2 separate regions of the Homo sapiens genome follow, and region 1 is linked to region 2. The links are chromatin loops, found by intact Hi-C in ENCODE. Cell type or tissue: heart left ventricle. All regions are shown on one strand. Each heading gives the region's core, and the rest is flanking DNA. Links, peaks and the distances in the headings are about the cores only.

Region 1 (8,348 bases), core at 233-8,232, 49 kb after region 2:
GAGCAACTCCATCTTGAATAGGGGCTGGTAAAATAAGGCTGAGACCTACTGGGTTGCATTCCCAGGAGGTTAAGGAATTCTTAGTCACAGGATGAGACAGGAGGTCGGCACAAGATACAGGTCAAAAAGACCTTGCTGATAAAACAGGTTGCAGTAAAGAAGCTGGCTACAACCCATCAAAACCAAGATGACCTCGAAAGAGATCTCTGGTCGTCCTCACTGCTCATTATATGCTAATTATAACACATTAGCATGCTAAAGGACACACCCACCAGCACCATGACAGTTTACTGTTGCCATAGTAACATCAGGTTGTTATCCTCTATGGTCTAAAAAGGGGGGAACCATCAGTTCGGGGAATTGCCCACCCCTGTCCAGGAAAACTCATAAACAGCCCAGCCCTTGTTTGGTATATAATCAAGAAATAACTGTAAGTATCCTTAGTTGAGCAGCCCATGCCGCTGCTCTGCCTATGGAGTAGCCATTCTTTTATTCCTTTACTTTCTTAATAAACTGACTTTCACTTTACTCTGTGGACTCACCCCAAATTCTTTCTTGCGTGATATCCAAGAACCCTCTTTTGGGGCCTGGATCTGGACCCCTTTCCGGTAACATGATCATGGGTAGTTACTTTATCACTCTTTATTTCCTTTTCTTCATTTTTAAAATGTGTGTAATATGTCATTTAGTTTGCAAGGTTGAAGGGATTGGAGCACAAACCTTCTCAACAAGCCTGAGGAACTTGCCCTCAGGTTTGTCAAGGAGCAAGGCTGCAGCCGACAAATGGAGCCACTGTTCTCTGTTTCTCTGCTGTGTCAAGTTCAAAACTGATGACCCAAGAATGGAGCTCATCAATTTCAAAAGGAAATAATTCTATGCTTTTTTTTAGCCTCAGAAGATAAATATTTCTTGTGGTACCTCTGACATGGCAACATGCCCATGCACGTCGGCAGTGAATAGATGGGGTTGGTGGATGGAAATGGCAAACAGACCGGACAGACCTCACCCAAAACTTAACAGCAGCAGGCCCTGAGAGGGCCAGTGAATCTCTCCATGATCCTTGGTTAGTGGTCAATCTGAAGCTTTTCTTACCGAAACAAATAAAGATATGTCTACAACAACTGATATCGACTGAGAGGCATATCAGGCAGGGGTAGCTGCCTGAACTCTGAAAGGGACAGAGAGGAGGCACAGTGAAGACAAAGAAGTAATGTGTAACTTTTGGGGAATGAGGAGGCTACAGAGCCTGATGGTAAAACTATGTCAGCTGCTCAGGAGGGAGAAGCTGGAAGGGAGGTTTGTTGTTCTTGGCAGGCGGATGTGGAGGTTGGAATGAGTGTAGTCCTTTTAAGTTTTGTTTTGTTTTCTTTCCAGAATATCAGTGACCTTTTCTCCCAATCTAAAAATTTAACTTAAGAGAATATATTATGTGTAAACTTGGGGCAATAAGGGCAAAACAAAACAGCAGCAAAAACAAGGCAATAGCATTTGCTAATCTTTACCTGACAGCTGAAATAGATAGCATTTGTAAAGATGCGGCTCAAAGAAAGTACTCACAATTGATAATTACTGTTGTTGTTGATGTTTAGTTGCGGATCTGTTATGAGTGCCATTTATTTGTCACTAGGCTTTTGTTTATGTGCAATTCATTTTCTCTAATATATTCATAACAAATTTATACAAAAAGTATCAATTTCCCATTTTGTATTCAATGGAATTGAAGTTGAGAAAAATTAAATTAACTGAATAAAGTCACATAGACAGGAAGTCAGAAATCAAATGCAGACTAGTATATGTCCAGGTTCTTTCTTTTACATGGCATTGCAAATATTTAACATACAAAGTGTGAGGTTCTAACCTATACAAATATAGAAAATGGAGGAGCAAATGGATGGCAACTAAAGTAGGAATACACTAAAGATCTATTTTCTATTAATCCACACTTTTCCTTATTTTGACATTGTTTCTATCCCAAGCACAAGTAAGTGTTTCCATTTGGATGCTAATAGGTGCAAGCTTCCCAGCTTCACTTTTAAGACTTGTTAAAAGAAAAACTTTAGTTGAATTAAATTTAAGAGAGTTTAATAGAGCAAAGAACTATTCGTGAATCATGAATCAGCAGCCTCCTGAGCCAGAGTAGGCTCCATGACTTCAGCACAGCCACGGATGTAGGGACAGAAAAAGCAAAGTGATGTACAGAAAACATAAGTGAGGTGCAGAAACAGCTAGGTTGGTTACAGCTTGGTGTTTGCCTTATTTGAACAGGGTTTGAACAGTTGGCCACATCTGATTGGCCAAAACTTGGTGATTGGCCTAAGAGTAGGTTACAACTCCATTTAGTTTATAGTTCAGGATGTACAGAGAAACATTTAGGGTGAACTTAAAATATGTAAGGAGATGGCCTTAGGCTAAACATAATTGAACCGACTTAAGAGATTTGAATTGTTCCCATAAATTGTGGGAAACATCAATAATTTAAAGATGATCACTTATATCATCTTTCATCAAACTATAATGCTGTATTCAAAAAGCAAGAAACCACTGAGAAGAGAAAAACAACAGGTTTACAAGTTATTAATAGCCTAAGTCACAGCTTTGGAAGACAATTAACATTTTTAAAGACAATTATAAAACTTATGAACATGGTTTCCATAGTAACCACTGTTTGCTATTTAATTAGGATATTCTTAAAATTCTGTTATAAAATAAAACACTTCCAGCAATTGTCAAGATATAAAAAGGTTCATGCTGTGTTATGCATGGTAAGGGTTTTCCAGAATTAATAAGGAAGTGTGAACTTGTTGGTTTGTTGTTCTGCTACAGCTGAGGGAAAATGCTGTAATACAATGAGTAGGCACTTAGCCAGGAGGCCATTTCCTAATAAAAACAGTTAGCATTGTGCCATAAGCATAAGAAAAACAGCTTATAAAACACCATATGAAACTTGAACTCAAGGAAAAAGAGGATATGATTTTTTGTAACATCCTAACTTAAAAATAAATGTTCTCTCTTTTGGCCACCAGTATAATACTTAAAATAGTTTGATAATTATTTCTACAGTTGTGTCACTTTTTCTTTTGAGCATTAAAGTAGGTGGCACATCATCCAAAGTCAGGCATTTAAAACATGCACCTTAAAAATAGTTTGTTGTCCGCCTTAAAATACTCTTGTTTATGAGCCTTCAGCAAAGTGTTATTTTTAGCCAACTGAAGTACTGATATAGGAGTAAATGAAAAGAAAAAAAGAAATTCTGGTGGAACTCAACAGAGACAAAGCACACAAAATTTGAATATATTTAGGCCGTAACACTCCAGTTTCTACTCTGTGTGAAAATATTACAAATAAGCATAGTTATTCAAGAATTATAACTTTCTTGCTTAGAAAAGAAGTAGTATACTTAAAGATTTTCAAAAGGACCACACATTTTGGAAATAACAGTATAACTGCTATTGCCAATGCCTTGTTACAAATTATTCTAAATCCTGTATAGTAATTTTCTGCTTAAAGCCAAAATAACAAATACAGTGTGAAAAACAAAACCCCATCGCTGATTGACGAAACCTCTGTATCATATGTGAGAGACATACACAGCAGATCACATGTTTTTGTTGTAGTCTTAGAAATGATGATGACTTTGGAAACATATGAATCTGTTTAGAAGTTTGGAGAGGTCTTTACAAAGGAAGAAAACAGATAGCTGAGCTTTAGTGGGTAAATAGAAGTTTTCCAGGGAGGGAAGAGAAATAAACATCCAGTCAGAAGCCTAATAAGAACCAAGTCTCTAAAAGGTGAAAATATTGGTTATGCTTGGTGTGGCTATGGTATAAAATTGTGCAAGGGGGAGGGAGAAATAAATTCAGAAAGTTAGTTGGGATTTTATTTTCCTGTTCAAAGTGAATGCAAATTCAATCTCAAGCGTGTCTAACTAAAAAGATAATTAATTAGCTTATGTTACTGAAAAATCCAGAGTTAGATAAATGTAAGCTTTCAGTCTCTCAATTCAGGGTCTGATGCAATTAGTAAGACTCAGTTTCTTTCTCTTCATCGTTGAGCTCTGCTTCCCCTCTGTTGGGTTCATATTCAGCTACAGACTCTCCTCATCATAAAATGGGCCTTTGCCTTGTATCCTGAACCAGGTCCCTTCCATGTTTGACCTGTAATTTCTTCTCATTGAATCAGTTTGGTCACTTGCCCATTCCTGATCCAATGCTGCTCTGCACCATTTGGCCAGGTGTATGGTGCTACTTTACCATTGAAGTTGAGAATAGAGCTACATTTGAATAATATAGGGGGCATGGGTCCTGGCAAATTAAAAAAAAAAACTATAATCCATCCCTTAGGCTAGCAAAAGTACAAACAGAACCTTATTCTTAAATTCCTTTTTCCCAGTTACTACATTCACTCCAAGTCTATGGCCTCTGGTCAATATTAATTCCTTCTCATCAGGTCTGGGTGTAGTTCCTCATGGTCATCAAGCATCATCAAACAAGTAGAGAGTTTATCTTTGTCATATGCAAAACACATTGATAGAAAATACAAATATGTACCACAAAACTTCCATTGGATGGAAAGAATGGGAAACAAAACACGGTGGCCTATCTGGCTCAAAAAGAATAGCAAGGATTATTTGCTCCATTTTCCCTGACACTGTAAGTTCTTTTGTCAGCAGACCTGAATTAGTCACCCTAGTTGTATTTTACTCTATAGTTTTCCTTATTTTTGTCCTCAGTGGTCATGTGTGAGATGTGTGTGTTGGGTATCCCCCATCTGTTTCCCTTGCTATCCGATTAGGAATTTGGGATATGCTTTAGTGGTTGTACTTGCAGCCTGTTTTATTCCAGTGTTGATAGGACAATTCCATTAAAACTTAAGTGGACTTTCAATCTGTCCTCTAGACAATTCCATGGGCCAGTGCCAAAGGCCAGAAATCTCCTCAAGCTGGTCTTTGTATGAGAACTAGGCCCCATGTTTTTCTTAATTAATACCCGCCTGACACATTGCTCTGCCTATCTTCCTTACCCTGAGAATCTGCATCTTGCCCCTGCCTTGGGCCATTTAACATAAGGACTGGGGCTGATGTGGGATCTTTATACTGAGGTGACCATCCCTCTAAGTGTAGTTTAAAAGAGGAGCTTTTCGAAGAATCCTGAGGAGGATGGCTTCTCTCTGGTTTTAATATTACCTCCTGTGATTGCTCCTACTTCCCTGCTTTTGCTGGCAATAACTTTAGTTTGGAGGAGAGAATCCAGCTGTCTGAACTTTCAAATTTTTCTGTGACCTCGAATGGAAAGTCTCAGGCAAGAAAGGTATTTCTTGGTAAAGCCATATATTTTTTTCTTCCTGTCTTTACTTAGAGGAACAGATTTCAATGTCAGCTTCTTTTTAAAAAGAAGACTTACAGTGAACCATAAGAACTAGCAAGCATATGCCACAATTCTACATTTTTTAAATTCAAGACGATTAGTTCTATTGTCTCAGTAAGGATAGCTTCTGAACACCAAGCTAATACGTGTGTAAATTTACCTATTTGTAACCTCCGTTACCAAATTACAAGTGTTACCCAGCACGAAGTGTTAGAGTCCTCCTCCCTCCTTGATTCTTCCAATTATGAATTTAGTGTTTGTCATTTGCATTGTTCCATTCTTAGTGTTAGCTTTTGTATGTTCTGATGGCACGTGAGAGAAAAGACAATCCAGAGTATGACAAAGGGGGTTTATAGACTAACACAACTGAAAAGGCCAGGGTTTGCTTGAGCCAGGGGGATGTTAACAGGATCAAGTTTTTCTTTGTTCGTGTTTAAGATTCACATCTTCTTTGTTGACTTGTTTTTCAGATAGTGTGCTTGTTTGAGTTGTGTCGATTTTGTGAAAGATGGTCAGATACTGTGTTAGATAGGTGAGAAATAATTGAATCAGAATTATGGATTTGCCTAGACAGGAAAATACAGATGAAAAGAGAAGGATACCAGGCTAGAATTCTGGAATATACCAATGCTTAGTGCAAAGGAAGAAGTGATGATAAAGGAGGGGGAGAAACAGCAGTAAAAATGTAGTTAAAATACTGGGGTAAGTCTTTTTATGACTTCACTAGACTAGTATATAAACTAATACTTTCAAAGAAAAGTTGCATATTTAAAAGCTTTGACAATTTTTAATGCATTTTTGATAGCACATGATTCTGAAAAAATAAATGAGAAGTTGGTTTTTTGAAAAGAAAGAATAAATTGGGAATAATAACCAAACATAACAGTGAGTTATTTTATTTGAGAATAAAACAACTATAAAGACAGAAAGTGAGTAAAAAGTAATCTGTTCTTAGAAAAAAGAGTTTGACAGTTTATCCAAGTTTATCATAGAATACCTGTATAAGTACACTATTTTAGGTGCTTTAACATTTTGGAACATTCCAATTTTGTTATTTATCAATAACACTTTCAAATGTTTCCTAATAAGAAACACATGTATCACATATAAATTTGTTATTCTACCATTACTTCTACTTTTTAGAATTGTTCTTTTCAGATCAATTCTTGAGTGTTCATTTCACCAGAGCCAACACCTAAACAGAGAACCCCAGGGAAATTCAGGTTTTGTGGTTTGTATTGCAGCTTCTCAGGAAGCTAGCATGAAGTTGTGTAATGTCTTTCTATCAGCTATTCCTTGTGGGTATAGTGAGCTATTTTCTCATGATTAGACTCTATAATTACAGACATTTAATAACAAATCATGTCATGATGGGCCTAGGAATTTCAGCCATAAAATTGGCACTTGCCAAATATCAATTATAAAACTCAAAGCATTATATAGATATTGGTAGTATTGTTTTGTTCTCAGACCATCAGCACATATGCATAACAATTATTGTCATTGCCACATAGATTTTAAATCCCTTTGGGAAGATAATGCCTGCCTCAGTGATAATAGTATTTATCGTTTGATCTTTCTGCCTAAGGTATTAGAAGTTACTAACTCCCAGAGTCTTTTGATTTCTTTGAGTAGCTTTTTGTTAAAAAAAAAAAGCCAACAACACACACAAACATCAACCATAGTGAAGCACAATTAGAAGAAAAGGTAAACTGCTAGTTAGAGACTGCCCATGAACTCGGATAGTGAGTGAGATATTTCAGTGTCAAGTATATCAAGGGACTTGAAATCACTCTCAGACTCCTCCCGTAAGACTTTCAGCTCAGTGTTTTTTAATTGACAAAATAAAAATTTATATACTTATGATATACAATATGATGTTTTGAAATATATACACATTGTGAAATGGGTAAATTAAATTAATTAACATATGTATTACCTCAGCTACTTATCATTTTTATGTGGTGAGAAAGAACACTTGAAATATACTCTCTTAGCAATATTCAAGTATACAGTGTATTGCCACTAACTATAGTCACAGTCTCTTGAACTTATTTCTTCTATCTATCTGAAATTTTGTATCCTTTCACCAACATCTCTGCAATCTCAACCCCTACATTGCCCCGACCCTTCACCACCACACAGCCCCTGGTAACCACCATTCTACTTCTGCTTCTAAGAGTTCACCTTATTTAGATTCCACACAAAAGTGAGATAATGCAGTATTTGCCTTTCTGTGCCTGGCTTATTTCAGTTCACATAATGTTCTCTAGGTTCATCTATGTCATTGCAAATGATAGATTGTTTTAACACACACATAAAAATGAAACTCTGCTGTTATGTAAGACAAAATTCAAAGAGGGAACCAAGTTTGTAAAGCAAAAGCAGTAAACAAAAATTCCAAATTGTCATCTAAATGATATGTGAGATAAAAAAGTGATTAAAATTTATAACTGTAGACTATTAGAACAATAAAAATGAGAACCCTATATTAAAACTAATATAAGTGGTTCAAAGCTAAATTCGAATGTGATTACATGGTTAAACAACAACACAAAAAAAGCAAACTAAACCTTCAACTTAGAATGGTCCAGAAAAAATTAAAAGGACACACACACACATACACACACACACACAGAAGAGAGGAATAAAAGAAACAGGAAGGAAGGAATTAAAGTAAGGAAATTAGAGAACAACAAAAAAACAGTTGAACTGCAAGGGAAACCATGAGAGTTGATTCTTTGGGGAAAAATAGTAAAGCTAAACTTGTGGAAACTATAATAACGAGATAAAAATTTTTCAAGAGAGAAAAGGAATGTAACAATGTTTAAGTAGGATATTAAAATTATGAGACTATTGTATACTCAATGCTAATACATTTAAACATTTCTATGAAATAATTGTTTTGTAGAAGATAATAAACTTCTAAAATATATCAAGAATAGAAAGTAAAAAATACATTTTGAAAAATTATTTCCACATAAA
Region 2 (8,348 bases), core at 163-8,162:
TTTCTATACATTCAATTATGTACACAGCTTTATGAAATTCTTACTACTTGTAATTATTTTCCAGATGATTTGTTTATTCTTTTTCCCTGAAAAACAACCATGTAATTTAAATATAATGATAATATTATTTTCCTAATTTCGAATTTTATATATTTTTTCTAATCTAATTATACTGATACATCCAGAATAATGTTAATTATAATAGTAATAAAATATATACTTGTATTATTTTCTATTTCAATTAAAGTGCTGCTAATATTTCTATATTAAGCATGATTTACATAACTGAAATGTCAACTTATTTCCATGTTATTGACAATATTTACAATTATGTTAGCTTTCTGTTAAATGCTCTTTCAGTATCTAAAATATGAAAATTAGTATATGATTTTTCTTCAGTGACTCCTTCATTAATATTTGAAATTAATACATAGATATGCTAACATTTATCCATCCTCTCATTAGACTAAATAACCCTTCTCATGCTGTATTATTATTTTAATGTGCTCTTGGGTTCTGTTTACTATTATTTTCACATTCATAATCATGAAATAAGACTGATTTCTACTTAGCTTTTGTTCCTGCTATTGCTTTTGGGTTCTAGATCCATATTATAATCATTTTCTAAAGAGTGCTTGAGTTCTTTCAGTTTTTTCCCTGTATTTTTAAACTGCATAGATTTCATTGTAGTTATCTTTTCCTTTCAGGTTTGGTAGAAAACCTTGAGAAAGAGTTTGAACCTTGGATTTTCAGGAATAATAATTTTATAGTGACATTTTTTGGATTATCAATGTTAGTAATATTTTTGACTGTTTCTGGAATTAATTTTCATGTTCCCAGAAAATAACCTATTTTATACAAGTTCTCATTGTCATTGAGCAGAGTTGAGCAAAATATCTACTCATAATTCTGGTAATTTCTGATTGTAGTTATTTCCACAGAAACATTTCAATATTTTGTATTTGCACTTCTACTCTTTTTCTTGGTTAACTTTTAATGATTAATCTATTTTGTTATATTTAAAAGCAAAAAATTCTTACATTTAAAAATTCTAATAATTTAATTTTAATCGATAAAAATCTGTTTTTATGTTTATTAACTCAATTTATTTTCTAAAGGATTGTTAATTTTTTAATTAACTCTCAAGTTAAATTCTTTATTTATTACATTTATACATTTTCTGAGCAATGCTTCAGTTTTATTAGATATGTCTGTTTAAAGTTTCTACTCCATCATGAACTTGAATTTCTTTCAGAAATTATTTCCTTATGCCCAATATACTTGCATACTTATTTTTACTTAAACAAATTAGCCTTAAAGTACTTTAGTTACTTTGGAGTGACTCTGTATAATTAGTAAATTAAAATGTGCTTATCTAATGCGGTAGTGTACCACATATATACATGGGAAATATTTTTTTTCCCTATCTGAGAGAAGGAAGCATTTTTATTGCAAGGAACAGTAATAACATAAAAACGAATAAACCAAGGTTCTAAGTTTGATGTACTAGTGTTCTCTTTTGCTTGGCTAACTTGAATATCCATGGACTGAGAATAACAACTTCTAGTCTGACTTCTTAAAAATTGGAAAATGCAAGTGGAAAGCAGGAATCTCTGGCCATCTCTTTGGGACTGTTCACATTCCCAGTTGTCCCTGCTTGGATAACAGGAACCCTAGTCTTACAAGTTGTGGCTGGATGCAAAAACCAGTGGCTCTACTCTTAAAGGGGACAGACTGACTCAATCAGGGTAGGAGACAAAAATTCCAGCTTTGCTAATTGAAAGTAGTGGTGGACTGAATTGTGAATGAGCAGGGAAAACCTTCTAGCCAGACATTTCACAGGCAGAGTCTGGAAACAAGGGAGCCATAGAAGTGCTGAGATAAGCTCTCTACAACTGTTGCTTCACTGGGAAACTTTAAATGTGCAGGACAGATCAAACAGACACAGAAATATAAAAAGGAAAAAAGTCCTATGGAGACTTGAGAACAAGCTGCAACTTTGAATATGTTTTTCAAAGTACTTACAGATGGATTGAGAGGGCTGGAAGCCTAACATGCTCCAGGTGTTTGAACAAAACCTCTGCTCAAATAATTAGCTGACCTCTTAGCTAGGCAGATACGAGATGCAACACCTAGGACACCAGGCTGAAAAATAAGTGTAAGAATAGAAACCCTGAGCAGAGACATCAGCAAACACAGATAGATTCTGTAAATTTAGACCAAAAAAATTAGATTAATAGTCCTCAGAAAAATAAAGGATCTAGAATTGTTATAGCATATAATCTAAAATGTATACGTTTCAAACAAAAATTATAAGACACTCAGTAAAATGTGGCTTATACTTATTTGCAGAAGCAGTCAGTAGAAACTGACTCTGAGTGGGTACAAATATTGGATTTAGCAATGACTTAAGAGTAGCTATTATAAATAGGCTCAAAGGTGTAAAGGAAACGCTGAAGAATTAAGGCAAACTAGGATGATAGTGAGTTACTAAATAAGGAATCTTTGTAGTGAAATGGGAACTATTTGAGAAGAAACAAATAGAAAATCTACAGTTGAAAATTACAGTAACTGGAATACACTGAATACCCTTTAGAATACTCGCAATACTCAGAGCTCTTATCAACAGATTTGTGATTGGCAGAAGAAAGAATCATGTCAACATGGGTTGGGTTCTAGTGAGTCCCTTCTTCTGAGTTGCAGTCTGCCTGTTTTTTTTTTGTTTTTTTGTTTTTTTGTTTTTGTATTTTTGTTTTTTGTGTCCTCACAGAAGGAGAGCTAGAGTGCTCTCTGGGGTCTCTTTTATAAGAGCACTCATACTATTCATGAAGACTCTACTATCATTACCTAATTACTTCCCAAAGGCCCCACCTCCTAACACCATTGCACTAAGGATCAGGATTACAACATATGAATTTGGTAGGAAAACAAACATTCAGTCCAAACCACAGGGAAACAACATAACTAATGACTGATTTTTTATCAGAAAAAAAAGGCCAGAAGACAGTGTGCAATGACGTATTTAAAATGTTGAATGAGAAAAAAGTTAATTAAGAATTATTATACATATAAAATATAAATATTTATATATACCTAAAAGTAACCAAGTAATATGATATAATAAAAGTGTCCATTTATCACAAAGAAAGACAGTAAAAGAGGAATAAGAAATGATAAAGTCATGAGATAAAGAAAAAAATAGCAAAATATAAATCCAACCATAACAGTCATAACTTTAAATAGATTAAGCACTCCAATGGAAAGACAGAGATTGCCAAATTGAATACAAAAAGGAAGATCTAACCCTATGTTTACTATAAGAGAAATACTTTAGATCCAAAGACATGCATAGATTGAAAGCAAAATTATTAAAACAGATATACCATTCAAACATTAGCTATAAGTAAGCTGGAATAGCTACATTAATATTAAAGTAGATTTTAAGAGAAGAAATATTACTAATGACAGAAAGAGATTTTTCTACTTGATAAAGTGCCCGACATATCAGGAAGATTAAGCAATTACCAGTCTACATGTGCCTAAAACAGAATCCCTAAATAAATTAAGCAAAATCTTCCAGAATTGTAAGAAAAACAGACAACTCTCAAACTTGGTTATAGTTGGAGATTTCAATATTCTTTTCTCAGTAATTGACAAGCCAACTAAATAGAAAGGAATAAGGGTGTGGAAGTATTGAAAAGAGCTATCATCCAATTTGACCTGATATATAGAGAACCTTTCACTCAGCAATAGCAGAATCCACAGTTTTTTCCATGCACTTGAATCATTCTCCATGATAGACTTTATGCTAGGACATAAAACAAGTTTCAGTAACTTAAAATAGATTGAAATTTTACTAAGTATATCCCCCAACCACAACACATTAAATTGGAAATAAACAACAGGACAAAGTCTGTGCTTAGAGGTAAATTTATAACTTTAAGCACTTACAGTTGAAAGGAAGAAAGATAAATCAATAGTCTAAGCTTTTACTTTAAGAAGCTGGGAAAATAAGAGCAGCAAATCCAATGCCAAAAAAGAAGACAGAAATAATAAAATCAGGGTGGAAATTAAAAAAAAGAGAAAAAATTAGAGAAAATCAATGAGACCAAAGATAATTATTTGTAAAGACGAGCACAGTTGGTAGATATTTAGGCAGACTCATAGAACAAAAGAGAAATAGAAGCTAAAGCAGAAAAAGAGTCAGCCATTATTGTGTTGACTTTGCTTTCACATCTCCCACCTATAGATTGTAGATAGTGAAATTCCCAAGATAAATTTGGAAATCCAAGATTGGAGGCTACCATTGTCTTTATTTGGAAGACAAGGTGATTATAGTTGAACAGATTTTCCCTATGTCCTAATGACACGGACACAATAGAATAGAGATGACTTGAAGGGGTACTGAAGGAATCTGCAGCCTACTGTAATATCAAAGACTTTTGGTATTAATTCAGATGTTCTTCATGCTACCAACAACAGTTTGGAACTTAGCTAAGAAACAACTAATGAGATGATCCCTTAGGATTTGATGAAGGACCCCAAAAGATTGTTTTTCTGGTGAAAAAGACTGTTTATATATTTTAATTGTTAGAATGCGAAGATGGAAATTATATCTTAAAGGATCAGATTCTGATTATTCTCCAGGGAGCACTGAGATATAGTAAGTGGAATATTTAACATTAGGCAAACAGATTCAATCATAGATTCCTCGGTCCTGTTGATGGGACCTTGGCAAAGCCCTGTGACCTCTTTGAGTTTCTTCATCTGTAAGATAAGGATATCCGCTATCTACTTTTACCTAATTCTACAAAACAATAATGACAGTCTGATGTTTAAATGACATAAAATATGTGAAAGTTGTTTTGTAAGTGCTCATAAGCACTGCAAAATATTATTCATCTCTGTATTGTTGCTATTTATTTGTAGATAAGGGTTTTTTTGTAATTTGTCAACTTAAATTTCATTTTTTCTCCAGTTTGCAAATTTTTGCAAGTCTTTCAAACAATTACAGAAATGTACTATTTTACAGCTTCTTTGTAAAAATAATTGAGCTGGGGGATTGTTCACTCTAAGTCCTGTAAGATTTTATTTTCTTATATATTTCTTCTAGACTTAATATACAAGAATAAGTTCACCATTTTCTGCAATTTGTACCTGAGTCTTTATACTATTATATTGATGGACTCATCTCATTTTCCTTCCCCCCGCCCAAATCTGCTACATAATTCATACTAAAATGCAAATGCTCGAAAATGGCTTTAATGGAGAGCTCTATTAAGAGTGTGAATGGGATGGGGAGTGGGATTGGTATTTCACAGAGATCAAACTTTTCACACATACTTTATCCAACCTGCAAATATACTGATTCAGTTGTTCTGGGGTGAGGCTTGGATAGCTGCCTTTTAAGATACAGTATTTTAAAACACTGAAGGATACCCTGATTAGAACCTCTGATTTGAGGGATTAAGCTTTCTGGAATGTTGGGCATCAATCACACAAGTAAAGAGTTTGGAAAGGCATCCTGGCCTGCTTGCTATGTTTAAATCACATCACAGAAATAATTGCTTACTGTCCTTAAAATCTGTCAGCACATACAGCACTTTGACACCTGATGGGCTCCCAAATAACAATAGTTGGGGGGGTTGTCATCAGTGTTACCTTGAGAAATGGAAACACAGTATATTTATTGTCCGTGTATTGTCCCCCTCCTATATATTTATTTATCTTGGTAAAATTGTTAATGTCGATAGGCAGTCATTTACAAAACATAACTCAAGGTAAGCCATATTTTTGTCACTCATTGAATTATGCTTTAACCTGTTACTTCTTCCTCAGAGATTAGATTTAACAGACATGTAATGAAACTACTCAGGTGTTGATGTTCATAATCATCTTGGGTCCATCTAAGTTTTCACAAACTCACATTTTGTTCTTGAAAAAATTATTGGAAATTATAACACAATTTATAGAAATTATGATGAAAAGTTTATGTACTAGGCAAGAATTTCTTGAAAAGTATGTTAATTCCCATAGGATTTGAAGATAACTCTTAGACAAGGGTTACCATATAAGTTGTATATAATTTTAGCATATAGATTAGCAGCCAAATATGGCATATTTTCACAATTTTTTGGTGATGCAAAATTCGTGTGATATTGAGCAGTCTCAACTCTCAACAGACAGTTTTCCCGGTCATGTGGATAGCAGAGTTGACTGGACTTGCTTTACTGGAAGATGAGCAAAGGTGATTTGCTTTAAACAAAAAACAAAAACAAAAACAAACCCTAAAAACAAACGAACAGACAAAAAATACACATGATACTGTTTACGTCTCTGGAAGATTCTGATTTATGCCCAGGTTCACGAAGCACAATAGCGTAAAGTCTATAAAATCTATTAAATAAGGGTTCTTGTTTTTACAAATAAATTTAATAGTTCTCCATTATAAAATGGGCATTTATTAACTGGCTTCTAAGTGCCAGACACTAATCCAGACATTTTCATATCCATTATTTCAATAAGTTATTTTCAGAAATGCAATTTAGTAGGTTAAAAAACAACAAAACAAAAAAACCCTTAAAAAACAATATTAGCGATCTACTTTGGAAGAAATGCAGCATAATGTCTGATCAGAGTCAAAGGAAATAGCTTCAACAGCTACTGTTTTAAAAATGAAACAGGCCTCATCACATTCCTTTCTTGAAAAACCACCAAAATTGTTTTGTTGTTGATTCGTTTGAGAAGTAGTGAGGAAAGGAGGTGAAGGGAGGACAGAATTATTCTATTTTCTTATTATAGGCCTTCTATTCTGTGCTGTATGATGCCAACAGAAACAACTTAAAATATCCAAAGTCCCTCAGAAGGTTGTGAGATACAGCCTTGGTGGGTTTTGCAGTGCTGTGAGGAAATGGGGTCCCATTCCAGGTCTCAGATGCCTGCAGTGCAAAGGCATTAGGTTACTTTCAAGTTTCCTCCTTCCCATTGCTCTTAAATGCACAAATCATGAGATGAGACTCTCAGGGGTGGGGCCCTGGGTATTCTTTTAAAGTTCCTTAGGAGGTCACCATGCAGTCCTCAGTGCCTGGGTATTTGGGAAACACTTCTTCTAAAAGTTTTATTTTAAACTTATTGAAGCATAGGGATATAATGATACAGAATATGTCGAAACTCTTAAAATTCCGGCATTCCTTCTCAGAGCCAAAACCTCAGAGAGTCATTGCAAAAGCTCTCCTTTAATCCCAGGGCTTGATTCATGGAGCACTTACAGTCAGGGCGGCAGCTCTTTCCCAAGAGACTGTGTGGGAAACAGAGTTGGGGAACGACTCAACTTGATATCTGTTCCTACTCACTTCTCTGATATTTAAAAAATAAAAAAGGATAAAGTTGATATTACAGGGAAAAAAGGACCTCTTTTGCCTCTTCATACATTACAGAATCGAAAGTCTGATATAAAAAAACAAACATAATATATCATCTTGTCCATACCCCTACTTAGAGAAGTAAACTTGTGCTTCTCCTCCCCTTATCTCTGATGAGGTTACAGAGATCCCAAGAGGTTAAATCATTTGCCCAAAATTACATGTTGACTCAGTTGCATTCTAATTATTGAGAATGACTTAGAGTATAAACAGCAATCTTTTTAATATTTCACAATTACATATCAGAGTTTTCCATTTGTCTCTGTCATTATCAGTCTTTTGCTGATGTTGAACAGTGTTGTCTCATTTTCCAAAGCAGCAAAGTCCTGACTTCCTTTAGTCTTCCTTCTGCAGTCATCCCCACAGTTCAAGATCCGTGATTATTAGATGGTAAATTCCAAATTCTTATTCCAGTTTTTTCAGCCTGAGCTAGATTATTTTAAAATTAAAGCCGAGTTTCAGACTGACATGAAAAATGTCTTTGGCGTTTCCAAATTTATATACAAAAGCAGATTTATGTGATTTGATATAACTTTATTTATTATTTTCTTTTGTTTGTTTTTTTTTGAGACTGAGTCTCGCTCTGTCGCCCAGGCTGGAGCATAGTGGCGTGATCTCTGCTCACTGCAAGCTCCGCCTCCCAGGTTCACGCCATTCTCCTGCCTCAGCCTCCGGAGTAGCTGGGACTACAGGCGCCGCCACCATGCCCGGCTAATTTTTTGTATTTTTAGTAGAGACGGGGTCTCACCGTACTAGCCAAGATGGTCTCGATCTCCTGACCTCGTGATCCGCCTGCCTTGGCCTCCCAAAGTGCTGGAATTACAGGTGTGAGCCACCGCGCCAGGCTGATATAACTTTATTTTTAAAATTCTTATTCATAGCATCTTGTTCATCAATAGATTGACTTTATATTTGCCTTACAGTCAG

What was found. Hi-C counts contacts between places; a loop is a spot of excess contacts. Peaks named below come from ENCODE experiments on the same cell type or tissue, not always from the same donor. Only the 100,000 strongest peaks of a DNase experiment are listed, where the experiment ranks them.
Region 1: a loop joins it to region 2, with 1.9 times the contacts of the local background. A loop is called at or near these places in 8 of 110 quality-filtered maps.

The regions. Positions count from the first base shown.
Region 1 is chr4:158,001,671-158,010,018 of GRCh38, reverse strand. The region is part of intron 1 of LOC105377509 (a long non-coding RNA gene); the gene reads left to right. It overlaps LOC124900801 (a long non-coding RNA gene), which reads left to right and starts at 264. Exons shown (of 2, transcript XR_007058348.1): 1 at 264-430; 2 at 890-1,121. In heart left ventricle, for the core only: no CTCF peak of the experiment used is centred there; no DNase peak of the experiment used is centred there; H3K27ac peaks cover 2,939 bases.
Region 2 is chr4:158,050,407-158,058,754 of GRCh38, reverse strand. No RefSeq gene overlaps it. Among named protein-coding and RNA genes, the nearest start is that of GASK1B-AS1, 120 kb to the left of the region's middle. In heart left ventricle, for the core only: no CTCF peak of the experiment used is centred there; no DNase peak of the experiment used is centred there; H3K27ac peaks cover 4,718 bases.